2 separate regions of the Mus musculus genome follow, and region 1 is linked to region 2. Evidence: chromatin loops called from intact Hi-C (ENCODE). Cell type or tissue: gastrocnemius. All regions are shown on one strand. Links, peaks and the distances in the headings refer to the core of each region. The heading gives the core; the rest is flanking DNA.

What was found. A loop is a pair of places that touch in the nucleus more often than their neighbours do. Peaks named below come from ENCODE experiments on the same cell type or tissue, not always from the same donor. Only the 100,000 strongest peaks of a DNase experiment are listed, where the experiment ranks them.
Region 1: it touches region 2 in a loop (8-fold over the local background); 31 of 42 quality-filtered maps call a loop at or near these places.

The regions. Positions count from the first base shown.
Region 1 is chr14:121,861,608-121,869,691 of GRCm38, reverse strand. No RefSeq gene overlaps it. Among named protein-coding and RNA genes, the nearest start is that of Ubac2, 13 kb to the left of the region's middle. In gastrocnemius, for the core only: a CTCF peak has its summit at 4,318 (motif pointing left); a DNase peak (open chromatin) is centred at 4,329.
Region 2 is chr14:122,057,483-122,065,566 of GRCm38, reverse strand. No RefSeq gene overlaps it. Among named protein-coding and RNA genes, the nearest start is that of Timm8a2, 27 kb to the right of the region's middle. In gastrocnemius, for the core only: a CTCF peak has its summit at 4,671 (motif pointing right); DNase peaks (open chromatin) are centred at 4,687 and 5,271; H3K27ac peaks cover 184 bases.

The DNA of each region.
Region 1 (8,084 bases), core at 3,018-5,517, 200 kb after region 2:
GAGCTGGTGCCCATGTACTCAGCTCTCCAAATAGAGGGTCCTCTTGATAATCCTCTGTCACTCTGATGGTCCCACACACAAGTCACTGTGTGCTCTGACTGGTGACATTAGCCAGTCACAGCCCTCCCCAAATCATGTCTGCAGTTGGACAGGGCTGCCCTCAGCTTTCTATAGTACTAACTCAAAATTTTCTCTGGGCTGGGTCCTGGACCCTTCGATTCCTGTGGCTCATGGATGTACAGAAGTGTGGAGAGATGAACTATGTTCCAAAAGAGTCTTGGCAAGCCTGCTGTGAGAGTCTCCTTTATATAACAGTGATGTCATATGTGTGTAAAATGTGGAACTGATTAAAAACCTGAGAGCCTGATTCTTGGATTTGTCAAATGCTCCTTATTCTGTTGGGATGCAGGTCCTATAAAGGAGTGGTCACACAATGAGAACCTGGCCAACAGCCAAGAAGAAACAAAGGAATAACAAACAGCCATTGTGAGCCAGCAGATGTTTGGTGTGTTGTTTTGTTTTGTTGTTCTGGGGATGCTAGGGAATGCTCTTCCATAGAGCCAGCACCCACATTTGTAAGTTAGATTTTTCCCTGGGCAACCTGCCCCGTGGAGAGTAGAACTGGGAAGACTCAGTGTGGGGTCCAAGGACAGTGTGTATGTATGCAAAAGATGGGGTCTGACATTAACTGACCTTCCCTGGTCACCCATGTGCCCTCCTGGCCTCTGCGCTGTGACTTCTGTTGTTGATGATCACTATGCCCCTGGCACTGAGTCTTCTTGACTTGGCTTTTGTTTCATACAGTGGTCTCCAGCAAAGCCAATCCACTGCTCACCATGACCCCAGCATTCATGCGGTATCCTTGATTTTCTGAACACCTCACAGCCTTCTCTTCTCTAGAATAAATATTTCTGCGACTTTCCAATCTTTTGATCACACGCTCATGTTATTTTGAATCCTCTCCAGTTTTTCCTTATTACTCTGACACTAGGGAGTTTAAATGAGTTTACCTAGACTAGAGGTTTAACAGCCACTGATCCAGATGCATTCATGATGGTACCCAGTGAACTCTAGCTAATCCTTGACTCTCAACTTCTAGAGGAAGAAAAAGGGGACTCCACTTCCATCTGTTAAGAAATCCAAAGGTTGGATTGGCAAGGAAAGTAATCTACCTGCGTTTTAAAGATAAAAGGTAGCCGGGTGTGGTGGCGCACGCCTTTAATTCCAGCACTCCTGAGGCAGAGGCAGGCGGATTTCTGAGTTTAAGGCCAGCCTGGTCTACAGAGTGAGTTCCAGGACAGCCAGAGCGACACAGAGAAACCCTGTCTCGAAAAACCAAAAAAAAAAAAAAAAAAGATAAAAGGTATTGAATTTTAAAGGTATTATTATTTCAAAGCAAACATGATTGTGCTTGTTTGTAATCCCAAGAATTTGGGGAGAATGAAGCAGATAAGGCCAGGAGTAGCGGTGCACAGCTGAAATCCCTGCACCTCGAGAGGGAGATAGAGGTAAGATGATAACTTTGGGACCAGCCTCACCTACATAGCAAGTTCTAGGCCAGCCAGGGAAACATACACATAGATATCCTGTCCCAAACAAAACAAAAAGAGTTCAAGGCAAGTTTGGGCTACATAATAAGACCCTGGAAAAAGTGAGTCCAAGCAAAGACACATTAGAACTTTCTTTTCTACTAGTTTATATCATTTCCCGCTCAGGACAGGGCATGAAGCTAAGTTGGTAGATCGTTTGCCTAGCAAGCCTTTGATCCCATTCCTGACACCTCAGGATGTAATGCCACCTACCTGTGATTAGAGCACTCAGCAGGTACAGGCAAGAGGACCGGAAGTTCGAGGCCAGCCTGGGCTACATAAGATCCTGTCTCAAAACAAACAACAAAAAAAAACAAAGCACGAATTCCAGCACACCAAATCTGAAAAAGTCAGTGCCTCAATAGTGATATTAAAAAGAAATTATTTATATAATAATATCAGTGTCATATTTTAATTGTCTTAAAGATGGGTGTTACACACATAAGATATAAACAGGTAATTATGTCATGTATATTGTTCATGTACCTTGCCATACTGTCAGAATGTTCTCCTGGAGAGCAAGGTAGTGTGTGCACTGGAGGTGTCATGCTTGGGGCCTAGCTTCCAGCCCAAGCCCCATGCTCCCTAACCAGACCTACAGTGCTCCCTAGCCAGACCCTACAGTGCTCCCTAACCAGACCCTACAGTGCTCCCTAGCCAGACCCTACAGTGCTCCCTAGTCAGACCCTACAGTGCTCCCTAGCCAGACCCTACAGTGCTCCCTAGAGTTTCTGAACCCCTCCTCCCCTCTGTTTCCTCACTTGCTCTTTTTATTTTTCTTTTTTAAAGTGACATCTCTACTTACTATTTTTTAAAGATTTATTTATTTTTAACCTGGATCCTCTCCAAAATCAGCAAATATTCTTAATCAGCGAGCTGTCTCTTCAGCCCCTGTTATCTCTCCCTTGTAAATGTCCTATACTTATATGGTATATTATGATCACATCTCGCTAGCACCACTCTCTCCAGCTTCTCTTAGTGTCCCCGCCCCTTGACCCCCTCCCACTTCATGGTCTTTTCTCTTCTTGTTCCTTAACAATCCCCGAGTCTCACTAGTGGCACCCTGAGTGCTCAGGAGGGTGGGGTCACCCAATAGGGCATCCACAGGCTCTCTGCCAATAGCCACGACCCCAGAGAAAAGTGACTGTCCTTCTCTCAGCAGACATCAGGTTCCATTAGCTCCTCTAGGAGGGGGTGGACCTTTGGGCCCTGGGTTCTCTCTCTTGGGTCAGGGGAGTGATGGTAATGAGAATATTTGCCTCCAGGGACTTTCCTGGGCATTTAAATACATTAACAAACATTTAAAAGCACACACTCATAACTGCCTTCACACACACGTGCTTCCTGCTGTTGCTGTTACCATCAGTAACATCACTCTCTCTGAGCAAGGAAGTGTATCAAGTCCATTTCTCCAAGAACACTCAAGGGATAGTTTGTTTCTAGAGTCGACGCTAGAAATGAGCACCTAGAACAGAGAGATCCTGCCATTTGAAGGAGCAACAGCACAGCAGCATGGTTCTCTGGGGGAGACAAGCTGCTCTCCCAGAGATGTCCTCAGGCTGTAATAACACAGAGAAAGCAGAAATGCATTCTCACCTTCCTTTACCTCCACCATACGTCTGTTTGTATTGATGACATCACTCACCTGTTTGAAGTCTAAGTGGGACAAGGTACATTCATGTCTGCAGGCATTGTCAGTGAGGGAAGGAGGCTGGTGAGAAACACACACACACACACACACACACACACACACACACACACACACGCACACACGCTTGCGCACAGGCTCACACCTTTTATTGTACAGTAAGTCTCCACTTACATAATAAAAGGTGTTCTCTTCCGGGTGATTTACTTTACATTTTACTACTTTTAGAGGCACAGAGAGAGAGAGAGAGAGAGAGAGAGAGAGCTGATCTGTTGGGATTTTCAGCCACACATACAAGCTAGCAACCATCCTTAAAGTTGTCGGAGCAATGGGGCTGGGTGTGTACTGTGTGTCGGTGCTTGGCATGATTTGAGTGTGAGACGTCCCCCACAGGCCACGTGCTTGAGTACTTGGCTTCTAGTGTGTGGCACACTGTTTTGGGAGGTTGTAGAATCTCTGAAATGGGAGACATGGCAGGCAGAGGTAGGTAACTAGGGGTGAACCACTGTTTCCAGCCTCAGGTTTCAATGATAAGAATGTAATTAATGCCACCCAGCTCAGCACTTAAAACGCTTGGATGGCAAATTTTATTTACCACATTTAAATATTTTTAAATGGACTAGATAAAAATTAAAGCTAGAGAAACAGGAGGGCGCCCCCTCCCTCACACCTGATCTGTCACATGTCCCCTTGTTCCCCTTGTGAGGCCTATCTCAACTCACCTTGGTGAGTAACACTGGCCAGGCTTCGCTCAGTGGATTCCTACCTACCAGTTACCCTTGGCCCTGAAGCCCTCCAGTGCATATGTGCAAGGGTGGCCATCCCTTCCCTTAGTCACATAAATAGTAAATTAGATACTATCTAATATGGAATATTTACATGTATGTCCACACCTACTATCATCTACAATCAATATTATATTATCCATACTATTATAAGTTTTCCACTTACAGATGAAGAGCCTAGAGCCCAAGAAAGTTAGAGCCTAAGAAAGAAAGGTTTTGAGGTCACCTTTGTAAAGTGGAGAAAATGAGTCTGAAACCAGCTGAGGCAGAACCTGTGCCTTTAGACACAGGACTCTATTGCCCCCTAGCGGAACCCCTTGTCTAATCTTGTCTCTCTCCAGCAGAGCTCCTTGCAGTGGTCAAGAAACTCATGGATTGACTCTAGCTGCATATGTATCAAAAGATGGCCTAGTCAGCCATCACTGGAAAGAGAGGCCCATTGGACACACAAACTTTATATGCCCCAGTACAGGGGAACGCCAGGGCCACAAAAATGGGAATGGGTGGGTAGGGAAGTGGGGGGGGAGGGTATGGGGGACTTTTGGGATAGCATTGGAAATGTAATTGAGGAAAATACATAATAAAAAAAAAAAGAAACTCATGGATTTATGTGTCCTGGTTACCCATGCATACATACATCCCCAGCCTTATTCCTATTCAAACCCCACCCTACCCCAAAGAAGTAATTTCACAACCAAGTCTATTCCTTATTATGCAGAGCTCCTTGGAGTAGTCAAGAAACTTCTGGATTTATCCATCCTGGATACTTTTGGAGTAAACATCCCTCCATGTTTCTGGCTTGATCTGACTATGCCAGATACACTGGACAGCTGGCTGGTTTCTCCGCCTTCCTTTGGTTCTTCTGTTGTTTAACCTTAAACCCTTGTTCTTATGGAAACTTTGTTTCAGAGGACTGAGGCTCAGAAACAGACACTCCCAGAAAAACATGCATCCCCGTTGTTTTCTCTGTATGTAGCACCAGCTCACCCTATTCTGTGGCTCTTTTATGTTCTTGGTCTGCTGTGATTTTAGAGCAATACAAACATGTCATGTTGTGGGAGGTGCAATAACAAGGTGCTAAATCTTGAGTCCTCTGTTCTCCACCTTTGTGATGGCAGATTGGCAGACATGTTGTCTTGGGACACTGAGAAGTTTACAGACAACATCAGCCCTTTGCCACCCCGGGCATTATAGGGTATTAGTATCAGCATCCTTTCTTCACCCAGACATGACAGTGATTTTTGTGACCATATGAATCTCACAAAAGGTCTGAGGTTTTAGTTTTATGTTTGCTTCCATGAGTGAGTGACAGTCTGATGGGTGGAGATGTCTCACAATCACCTCCAAGCAGGCAGTTGTCCTTGTACATCATGAAAATAAGATGGTAAGTTTTTTGTGTGTGTTTATTTGTTTGTATTTTACAGCTAGAGTGACAGACACTCTTCACAGATCACATCTGAATATTAGAGTCCTGTAAACCATAAAAAGAAAGAGGCTGCCAGAACCAGTTTTACATCTATTCAATTGGTCGGGGACATCTTGCCTTAGTGACACACCTTGAGAGTGGGCAGCACATCTTCAGGTCAGATGGACACTCAGATGCACTCAGGCTGGACAAAGGGGCCATCCCAGATACTTGGTAGAGCACAGGTAGCAGGTGACACTAGTTGCAGCGTCCGTCCTGTCTACTCTAAAGCAGATCCCTCACTTGTTAGGGTAATAAGGGGAGGAAGGAGGACCTAAGCCATGTAACACAGACTGGATAAACAAATGGCACACACTTGCCCCTCCCCATGACCCATCTGACCATGCCCTGATGTTTTATTCTTTGGCTTTTCTTTTTGAGACAGGTTCTCTTGTATTCCATATTTGCCCCAAGCTCCTCATGTAGCTGTGAAGGGGAATTTTATCAATGTGACATACTTGGGAAAAGGGACCCTCAATTGAAGCATTGCCTCCATCAGATTGGCAAAGACATGCAGTGGCATTTTCCTTACTACTAATTGGCATAGGAGCAGTGCCATCCCTGGGCAGGTGGGCCTGGGCTGTATAAGAAGGATAACTGAGTGAGCCATGGGAAGCAAGGCAGTAAGCAGTGCTTCTCCATGGTCTCTGCTTCAAGTTCCTGCATTGAACTGCAGTCCTAGTTTCCCTCAAGGTAGATGGCAACCTGTGAGCCAGACAAACGCTTTCCTTCCCAAGTTGTGTTTGGCCTTAGTGTTTGTCACGGCCACAGAGAGCAAGCTGGAACAGTAACCTTGAACCCTGACTCTCTTACCTCCGCCTCTTGAGAGCTGGAATTACAGGCATGAACCACCACACCTAGTTTCTGGGAATTAAACCCAGGGCTTCAGGCTTGACAGGCAAAGGCTCTAGCAAACTGAGCTACAAACATAGCTCCCTTCCTTGGTTGCTTTCATTTCTTTAACTTTGGGGAATTATCATAAACTATGCATACAGCTTGCTGTCTTAACCAATCTATGTGTGCAGTTCTTCAACATTAAATTCATTCATGATGTCAGGCAACAACAACTTCTGGTGTTTCCAAATCTTTTCATCATCCCATACTGAGACCCATTTCACTTGCATTCCCAACCCTCCACTCCACCCACGCCCAGCTCACCTTGCTCTACTTTCTATCTTTAAAATGTTATATATTCTACAAACCTCACAGACAGGGGTTCACATAACTCTGGCTGGCTTCTCTCCCTTAATGTATCTCTAAGGTTCATTCATGTTGTAGCATACATCAGAATGAATTTCTCTCTCAAGGCATACACACCATGTTTTCTTCACAGATGTATTTGTCCCTTGACCCTTGGACTCTCTTTTCGTTTTTTGCTGTTACCAAAAATGTGCTACAATGTACCTCATTTGCAAGCATAGCCCGTTAATTCTTGTATGCTATTATACAAGAACCTGCATAACAATGCTTTCTTTTTACCTGTTGGCATTCAGAGCTTAACAATATCAATACTGTAGTCCCAGCAGTGGGGCTGACCTGGAAGATCAGAAGTTTGAGGTCATTCTCAGCTACCTAGTGAGGATGAGGTCATCCCAGGCTTTGTGAGATTCATTCATTCATTCATTCATTCATTCATTCATGCATTCATTCGTTCATAGCCTAAAATACTTACTGACAGACTTTTTACAGAAAAAAAAGTATTGACCTCTAGTCTAAGGGTGAGGTTAGTACAGAGACTGTCCTGACAGAACCCAAATCTCCCCCACTTGTTAAAGGGGCAGAGCAGGAAATCTCTGGGGCATGGTGGGAGTGACAGCTTGGTCTGGATTAGCTTGCAAGGGAGGTTGTAGCAAGTACCATAGACTGGGTGTTTGGATAATAAAGTCTGCTTTTCCTGTGGTAGAAGTCTGAGATGAAGAGTGGGCGTATTTGGCTTGTGTAAGCCACCTTCTTCTCGTTTTGTATTCTCAGGATCCTCCACCTGGGTGTCTCTGTCCTAGTGTCCCACCATGAGACCAGTCATGCTGAACCAGGAGACCCTCTAAGAATCTCTCTAGCTGTCCCTTTAAGAGTGGTGTCTTTTAAAACAGACATGTTCTTAAGGACCAAGACTTAGAACATCAACATGCAAATTATAAAGAGACACAAGTGGGCCAGTGAAAGCCCATACTTCCTGCAAGACCCATCAATCCTCCAACAGCACAACACATTCCTTCCCCAAACTGGTACTGATGGTTTTACAAGTGAAGAGATAATATGAAAATATCTTCTTGGCATTGTAGATATTGACTTCCAGCAAGGCAGAGCTGCCAGCAAAAACAACTTACTTTCTAGGGCTTCTTCCTCCTCCTCCCTCTCCCCCTCCCCCTCCTGCTGCTGCTGCTCCTCCTCCCCTCCCCCTCCCTCCTCCTGCTGCTGCTCCTCCTCCCCTCCCCCTCCCCCCTCCTGCTGCTCCTCCTCCTCCTCCTCCTCCTCCTCCTCCTCCTCCTCCTCCTCCTCCTCCTCCTCCTCCTCCTCCTCCTCCTCCTCCTCCTCCTCCTCTTCTTCTTCTTCTTCTTCTTCTTCTTCTTCTTCTTCTTCTTCTTCTTCTTCTTTGG
Region 2 (8,084 bases), core at 3,681-6,180:
ATTTGAAACTGCAAAGATCACCCCCAGTGACACACTTCTTCCAACACAGCTACACCTTCTAAAAGCGCCACTCCCTAAGGGCCTGTTGAAGTCATTTTCACTCAGACCACCACAACCTGGGTTTGGATCCCAGCATGTCACATGGTGGAATCAGTGCTGAACATCAAATCCTAAAAGCCTACATTAAGCACATGCCCAACTACTGAGCTACTGCACCCCAACTCTAGGCTATTCTTACTCGTGTGTGTGTGTGTGTGTGTGTGTGTGTGTGTGTGTGAGTGTGTGTGTTTTCAGATACACTTGCTTGGGATTCACTAGACGCCAACTGTCCTCTGTCGCTCTCCACTGTACTTCCTGACCCGGGGTCTCTCACTGAACCTGGAGCTCACTGCTTCAGCTACACTGGCAGGTGAGGCCCTGGGATCAGTCTTTTCCCTCCTCCAGTGCTGGGGTCCAGGCACCAGGCACTCACTGCACATGGCTTGGGCAGCAAGCACTTTACCCACGGAACCACTGCCCCAGCTCTGTTCTTTGTGTATCTGCACACTGCCCACTGTTCTACAGAACTTAGAAATTACAGGTAGCTCCAGCTAGAGGATATTTTGGTTTAAAACAACTTCAGTACCAAATGCTCATGCGATCACTGGGGAAAATGGTAGGAAATATTTAGTTCAACAAGTAAACAGGATAGCAGGCTTGAAGATGATTCCACATTTTGATCACAGTGCATTCTAAGAGTAACCTGAATTGAGAGAGGACGTTTCTGTATCTGTGCCTGAGTGAAACGCAGTAGAAGAGGTTGAAGTACCAGTCTTTGCACAGGTCCTCTGGTGCCCTCTTCTGATCAGATGTGGTACTGAAGCCCAGGCTGAAGTGGGTGGGCCCCTTGGGGTTTTGTAAGGGTCCCCCTCCCAAAAGGCCACACTTCTGTTAAACCTTCTGCAAGCAGACTAAGGACTTGGTCAGAACCTCATGACTGTGAGGAGATGAAATGTTGCAAAGTTATCTTGGGCTAGCTTTGGCCCCTGTAGTTGCTACTCATTGCAGATCTGTCTGACATAACACTCTTGTGACCTTCCAGTGTAGCCTTTGGGATGCATGAACAGACCACAAGCCTACATTGTCCCTAAGGTTGAGAATGTGACAGAGCATGCAGCGCTCCCTTCAGCATGGTGAGACCCACAGCAGACATGTCCCCATTTTGCTGTAACACAGGTAAACATGCCTCCACCAATGGATTTGGAAGAGCTTTAGGGGTTTTTCCTGTACTTATAAGAACATGCCATGTATGAACAGTATTTGGGGCAACTTGAATCCATCTTCACAGGCCTTAGTCATGCATTTTGCCTTCAGAATTAACTACTTCTTATTCCCTTTGAGGTGAGAACTGTACTGTGTGTGGATAGAGTTCTGGTAAAGCCAGCGGGACATTTCCTTGGAATAATGTTTGTAAATGCCTAAAGTAAAGCAAAGAGTGGATGAATTACTGTATGGAAATACAGAGACACTAGCACTGGAGTGCAGAATAAACGTGTTTGTGATTTAATAACTTATTAAACAATTAGTAAATTATAATTTCAAAGTTATGAGACATTAAACATAAAAAAGGAGAAATGTTCAGATCTCTATAGCAATGGCAATCTGTATGTAAACACCTGTGGTTTTTGCCAGCGGAAAAGCAGTAGAGGATGTGTTGAGGAAGTTCTCACAGCTGCCAATAACAATACACCACAAACAGGGTGGCTTAAAGTGAGATTTTCATGCTCCTGCTCGCCTGGGAGATGAAGTTCTAAACTCTAGGTGTAGTCAGGACCATGCTCTCTCCAGGGCTCCTGTTTCATCCAGCTTCCGGTGAGCCTGGGATTTCCATGGCTCATGGCTAGACTACTCCATCTTTGCTTCTGTCTTCATGGACTTGTCTATATAGCTTTCATTATGACACGGGACATCCTGAACGGTACCCAGGGAACAGCTATTTCAAGGCAATAAGCATTCACTGTGGTCACTGTGTCCTGCTGTGATCAGAGAGGATGCCCTCGCTGCTGAGCAGGATCCAGACAGCATTGTCAGGTAGCATGGTGCTTTGTGCGATCAACCCCAGGCTTCTAGCATTCCAGAGATCAAGGCAAAGCAGAGACATTTAGATAGGAAGAGTATCTTGTACTGAGGCTTGTAGAACTTGGTTTGGGTCTAGGATGTTGGGAGAATGAGAACCATCAAGACAAATATCAGATGTCAGGAACAGAATAAGATGAAATAAAACCCCAGAAAGATGTTTGATACATAGCTTAAAAGTTGCACTATTTTATTAAGTACACACACACAGAGCCACCTTGGCCATTGTAACATAAGCTAGGGTCATATGAAGAAGAGAACCTCGGTGGGAAAATGCTTCCACAATACTGGCCCATAGGCAACCCTAGGCATTTTCTTGAGTAGTGATTGATGTCGGAAGGCCCAGTCCACAGTGGACAGTGCCACCTTCAGCAGGCAGTCCAGAGATGTCTACGAAAGCAGGCTGAGCCCGTCATGAGGAGGGAGCCAGAGAGCAGCATTTCTTCAGTTCGTGCTTCTAGGTTCCGGCCCTACTCAGTGACTATAAAGTGCAAGATGAAATAAACCTTTTCCTCTCCAGGTTGGGTTGGGTCAGAATTTTTATCACAACAACTTCTCAAGAGGCACACACCACAGTGCTTTACTTTTGACGTAGGTGTTTGAGATTTGAATTTCAATTTTGGATGGCAAGTGAACCTTACTTACTCACTGAGCCACCTGTCCAGCCTGAAGAATTAAAAAAAAATTTTTTTTTTACTTTTTTGTTTTATGTGTATGACTTTTGGCTGTGTGTACATGGGCGCATCGTATGCATGACTGGTGCCAACAGAGGGCAGGAGAGGGCATCGGATCCCAGGAACTAGAGTCATGGGTAGTCGTGAACTGCTGTACCAATATGGAGAATGGTGCTCAGGACCCCTGGGTGAACAGCAAAGGGCTCTTAAGTGCTGACCTATCTCTCTCTCCAGCACTAACACTTCCCCCACCCCTGGTGGAGGCGGGGATTGACTTTTAGAGACAGGATCTCACTGTGTACCACTGACTGGCCTAGGACTTGTTCTGTAGGCCAGGCTGTCCTCAAATCAAAACCACCTGCTTCTGCCTCCTGAGTGCTGGGATTAAAGGGATGTTATTCTACCACCACTGTGCTCAGCTCTGGGTGATCTTTACTAACTTATTTTTGATGTGTAAGAGTTTCTCTGGTGGTGGCTACATGGCAGGCACATAGCCCAGGATGTCTTTGCCTGAATCCCCAGCTTCATATGTCACTGGATTCTTGCAGTTGCAATGCTGCCAAAGTCCTTCACTCATGTTATGGACCAGACAGATCCTGCAGTCTATTTGAAGTGTTTGGATCAGCTGTGATCCCGGCTGTGATATCCCAGTGATGAATGAACGTGGTGTCTTGTCAGGAGGCATTTCCTGACAGTTTAGTTCTGTTTATTTTTTGGTGGTGATCTAAGAAAATGGCCAGGTCTGGTGGCTCAGGTCTGTACTCTCAGCTACTCAGGAAGCTGAGGCAGGAGGATCACAAATTCAGTGCCCGCCTAGGGTACAGAGTAAGTTCAAGACTAGCCTGGGCAGCTGAGAGAGCAGTGTGCCCTCAGTTGGCTCTCTCTGTGGGAGCCCCAGTGTGTCCCTGGACTGGCTTTCTCCATGGGAGCCCTGGGCTTCTGCAGGGTCTGCCCTGGGCTGTCAAAGGTCACCATCTCTACTGTGTCACTACTTCAGTCTCTCAAATGGAGGATCCTTTTCATTCCACTGCTCTAAGTTGAGCCAGTGAAGTACTGTACCATTAAGCTATACCCCAGTAGACTTCATTAACTAAAAATAATTTTCTTTGCAAAGAATCCACACAGAGCTCGCTTTAGAGAAATACTGTTGTTGTTGCCTCGTGGGGTCAGTGGCTAAGAGCAAGGGATTAGCCCTGTAGTGAAGTTCTGGCCTGTTTCCTAAGCTGTGTGACTCATCCTGAGAAACAGCTTTCTAGTCTATATATGGAAATTCATCCAATGAAGTTCTTAGAGTATTTTTTTTTAAGATTTTAAATTTATTTTAGCTGGGTGGCGGCGGCACGTGCCTTTGACCTAAGCACTCAGGAGGCAGACATTGGCAGATCTCTGCGTTTGAGGCCCACCTGGTCTACAGGGTTCCAAGAGTGCCAAGGTTACACAGAGAAACCCTGTCTTGAAAAAAAAATAAATTTATTTTTTATTTTATGTATATGAGTGTTTTGTCTGCATGTGTCAAGTGTGTGCAGTACCGGTGTGTAGCACACATATGTGTACTGTATAGACATAGGTGTGAGGGCCCCAAAACAGGCCTTGGATCCTCTGAACTGTAGTTACAGATGGTTATGAACTGCTGGCTGGGTGCTTGCAACCAAATCCTAGTCATTTACAATACAGAAAGTTGTCTTAGCTGCTCAGCCTGTTGTAACTGATTTGTGAAAGGAGGCTTATAGAAGACTTCCCCAGCACACTGCCAGGCTACAAGCTGATATTACATTACCATCACAACTACAATAGTCAACCAATTACACTAAAAATACGGCTAACCAAGGAGAATCTGCTGCCTTCTCACAGTGTGCCCGCCATGCTCTGTTTCTGCCACCAGGGGGCATAGGATGAACCCAAAGTATTGAGAAAGCCAATCTGGTACTTCCCCTTGGGGGCAGTCTAAAGTTGCATGCCTGGGTGCCTCAGGGTGTATCCTGGATCTCCACTTCAGGTTCTAAAGGCCAGACTTTATCTGTGGCAATATTAGCTGCTAACTGCGTGTTTGCTAGGCTGTTAGGGAAGTCTGGGGTGTGTGTTTGTGTGTGTGCTTGCACATTTAAGTATATTCTTTTTTTATGTTCATATTCTTTTTTGTTTTATTGTGTTATTTTATTTTATTTATTTACATTTCAAATGTTATCCTCTTTCCTGGTTTCCTCTCTGCAAACCCCCCTATTCCATCCCCCTTACCCTGCTTCTATGAGGGTGCTCCCCCCCCCCCCCCCCCCCGCCACCTACCCACTCCCACCTCCCTGCCCTAGCATTCCTCTACACTGGAGTATCAAGTCTTCATAGAACCAAGGGCCTCCTCTCCCATTGATGCCAGACAAGGCCCCTTCAGCTCTTTCAGTCCTTCTCCTAACTCCTCCATTGGGGTCCCTGTGCTCAGTCCAATGGCTGGCTGTGAGCCTCCGCAACTGTATTGGTCAGGATCTGGCAGAGCCTCTCAGGAGACAGCTGTATCAGCCTCCTGTCAGCAAGCACTTCTTGGCATCTGCAATAGTGTCTCGGTTTGGTGTATGCATGTGAGATGGATCCCCAGATGGGGCAGTCAGTCTCTGGATGGCCTTTCCTTCAGTCTCTGCTCCACTCTTTTCCCCTGTTTTTCCTTTAGACAGGAGCAATTCTGGGTTAAAATTCTGGAGATGGGTGGGTGGCCTAGAAAATATCCAGAGTGAGGTAACTCAGTCACAAAAGATCACACATGGTATGTACTCACTGGTAAGTGGGTACTAGGCAAAGGTTGTGGAATACCTACAATACAACTCACAGACCAAATGAAGCTCAAGAGGAAGGAAGATCAAAGAATGGATGCTTCTGTCCTACTTAGAAGGGGGAACAAAATAATCAAGAGAGGTAGAGGGTGGGAGGGACTTGGGAGGAAGAGAAGACGGGGAGGAGAAAAGAGGGGCAGAATCAGGTATGGGAGGAGACGAGGATGATATACAGAGGGTCAGGAAATTGAGCAGAGGAGTGTAGCAGTGGGGGATGGGGAATTGGGGGTAGCAACCAGAAAGCCCCATATGCCAGGAAAGCAAAAACCTCCTAGGACCCTACAGGGATGACATTAGCTAAAATACCCCACAAAGGGGAGGGAGAACCTGTCAAGACCATATCCAGAGTTTAGGCATGGCCTCCTGGTTGAGGGATGGGGCCACCCACCCACCTCCAAAATTTTAACCCAGAACTGCTCCTAAGTATATTCTTTTTAAAAAAAAATTATTAGATATTTTCTTCGTTTACATTTCAAATGCTATCCCAAAAGTCCCCTATACCCTCCCCCGGCCCTGCTCCCCTACTCACTCACTCCTACTTCTTGGCCCTGGAGTTCCCCTGTACTGGGGCAGATAAGGTTAGCAAGACCAAGGGGCCTCTCTTCCCATCCTAAGTATATTCTTCATATTTGGTATATCTCCAGGTAAAGGATAGAGCAGAACCACAATGAGAAAAGCTTGAACAGCGGCAGACCTAGCCCAGAAGGAAGCTGAGCAACTCTGAACTTGAGGCATCCTCACACCACAGAGATGCATACACACTGTACGCAAGCAAACCTGCAGACCCCTACATGCACTGGAAGGGCAGCTGGACTCATCAGCACGGGACTGGGATGAGAGGCTGATAGGGAGAAGACGTGAGGGGTCAGAAGACCCTGTCTGCTCTGCCCTCAGAGCCACACACCACAGCTGCAGCTCCATTCATATTTTTGGTGTGAAAACTAGGAAGAGTGTCCGAAACCAAGAGACCCGCTGGAGGCCCGTGAGACTCAAGAAGTGTCTGTGTGGCTTTTTTTTTTTTTTTTAAGGCTGCCATCATGGATTGAATGAACTTGTCCAGCCAGGCAAACCCTCAGGAGGCCTAGGACTGCCTAGTTAGGTGCCCAGGCTGGAACAAGCATAGAGAGGAAGGGGTGGCATCTGCAAGGTGAACCACTTTGATTAATCTGCCTTGATTGGCTCTGTGAGACTGTGACCTGAGGAGAAGCCTAACGTGAGGTTCACGACTACAATCACCTCGGCAAGAATGAAACCAAACCCATCGTATTTCTTCAATCAGGTAACAGAGTGCAAAACCTCCGGCTTAGCAGACCAAGGACTTCTGTGTTGTCTGTCCATTTTATCCGGCCACAGAGGAGGCTGAGATGCCTCTTCGACTGTGGCTTTAAAGAAGAGTGGGTTACACTGCGAGCAAGGCAGGCGTGTGAGACAAGATGGGGTACGCCCAGCAGTTCATCTGTTGAGAGAGAAAGGCTGCTGGAGTGGCTATGCTTGAGGAAGCCATGAGAAAGTTGAGTGGCCACTCAGGTCCCCTGAGGGGCTATCACATTGCACACACAAGCAGTAGTGTGTGAGGGACCTGACTCCATCTGTACTGGATGCTGGTTCTGGCTCTCTGTGGAAACAGGAGCTTAGGTGTGCCTCTCCCTCCCCCTCCCCTCCCACGTGGTTGTGCAGGGGGTGGGGGTGGGGGTGTCTCACAACACCACTTATCTCCCTGTAGCCTAGAGCCATTTGAAGAACTGATGAAGACTGCAGTTCTGGGGAGTCCAAATGTGCCCCAGCAAACACTGCTTACTGTAAGGCAGCCCATGACATCAGCAAGTAGACCATGGGCTGCTGGGAAACCCCACTCAAACCTGGCTTTTTGTCCCCAGTAGGAGCCTAGTTACCCAGTACTCCACAATGCCTGGGGAGTGACAGGGCCTTTCTAACATATGACTCTGACCAGTGGCTACATCCTTCCTCTTGTGACAGAGCACGGGTGCTCACTGACACCTGTTAGTCTGACTAACAAGGTATCTTGGCTGGGCTATTCCACCACAGGGATGCTTTCCCTTAAGCTCTGAAGCCTGCACGGCCCTGATCAAAACACAGGCAGAGCTGGTCTCTTCTCATCATCTCTGAGTCTCTGCCTGCCATTCTTTGTGTCCCAGTCATCTTTTCTTAAAGAAGGCATCAGCACCTGCCTCTTAGATTCTGGTCCATGCATTTGACCTCTTTATTTTGTTTGTTTGTTTGTTTGATTGACTGATTGATTGATTGATTGATTGATTTCCTTTACACACATTCTCAGGGTGTTGGAATTTAGACTTTAACACCTGTAATGGTGCTGGAAGTAGCAGAGAAATACACATTACTGATGAGGGTCCAGCCTGTGTTAGCCCTCAGAGGAGAGGGCTTTCTCAGCCCACCCCCCCACCAATATGAGTCTCATCCTTCCTGCTCAGGTCCCCTTGGAGGGAACAAATCCCTA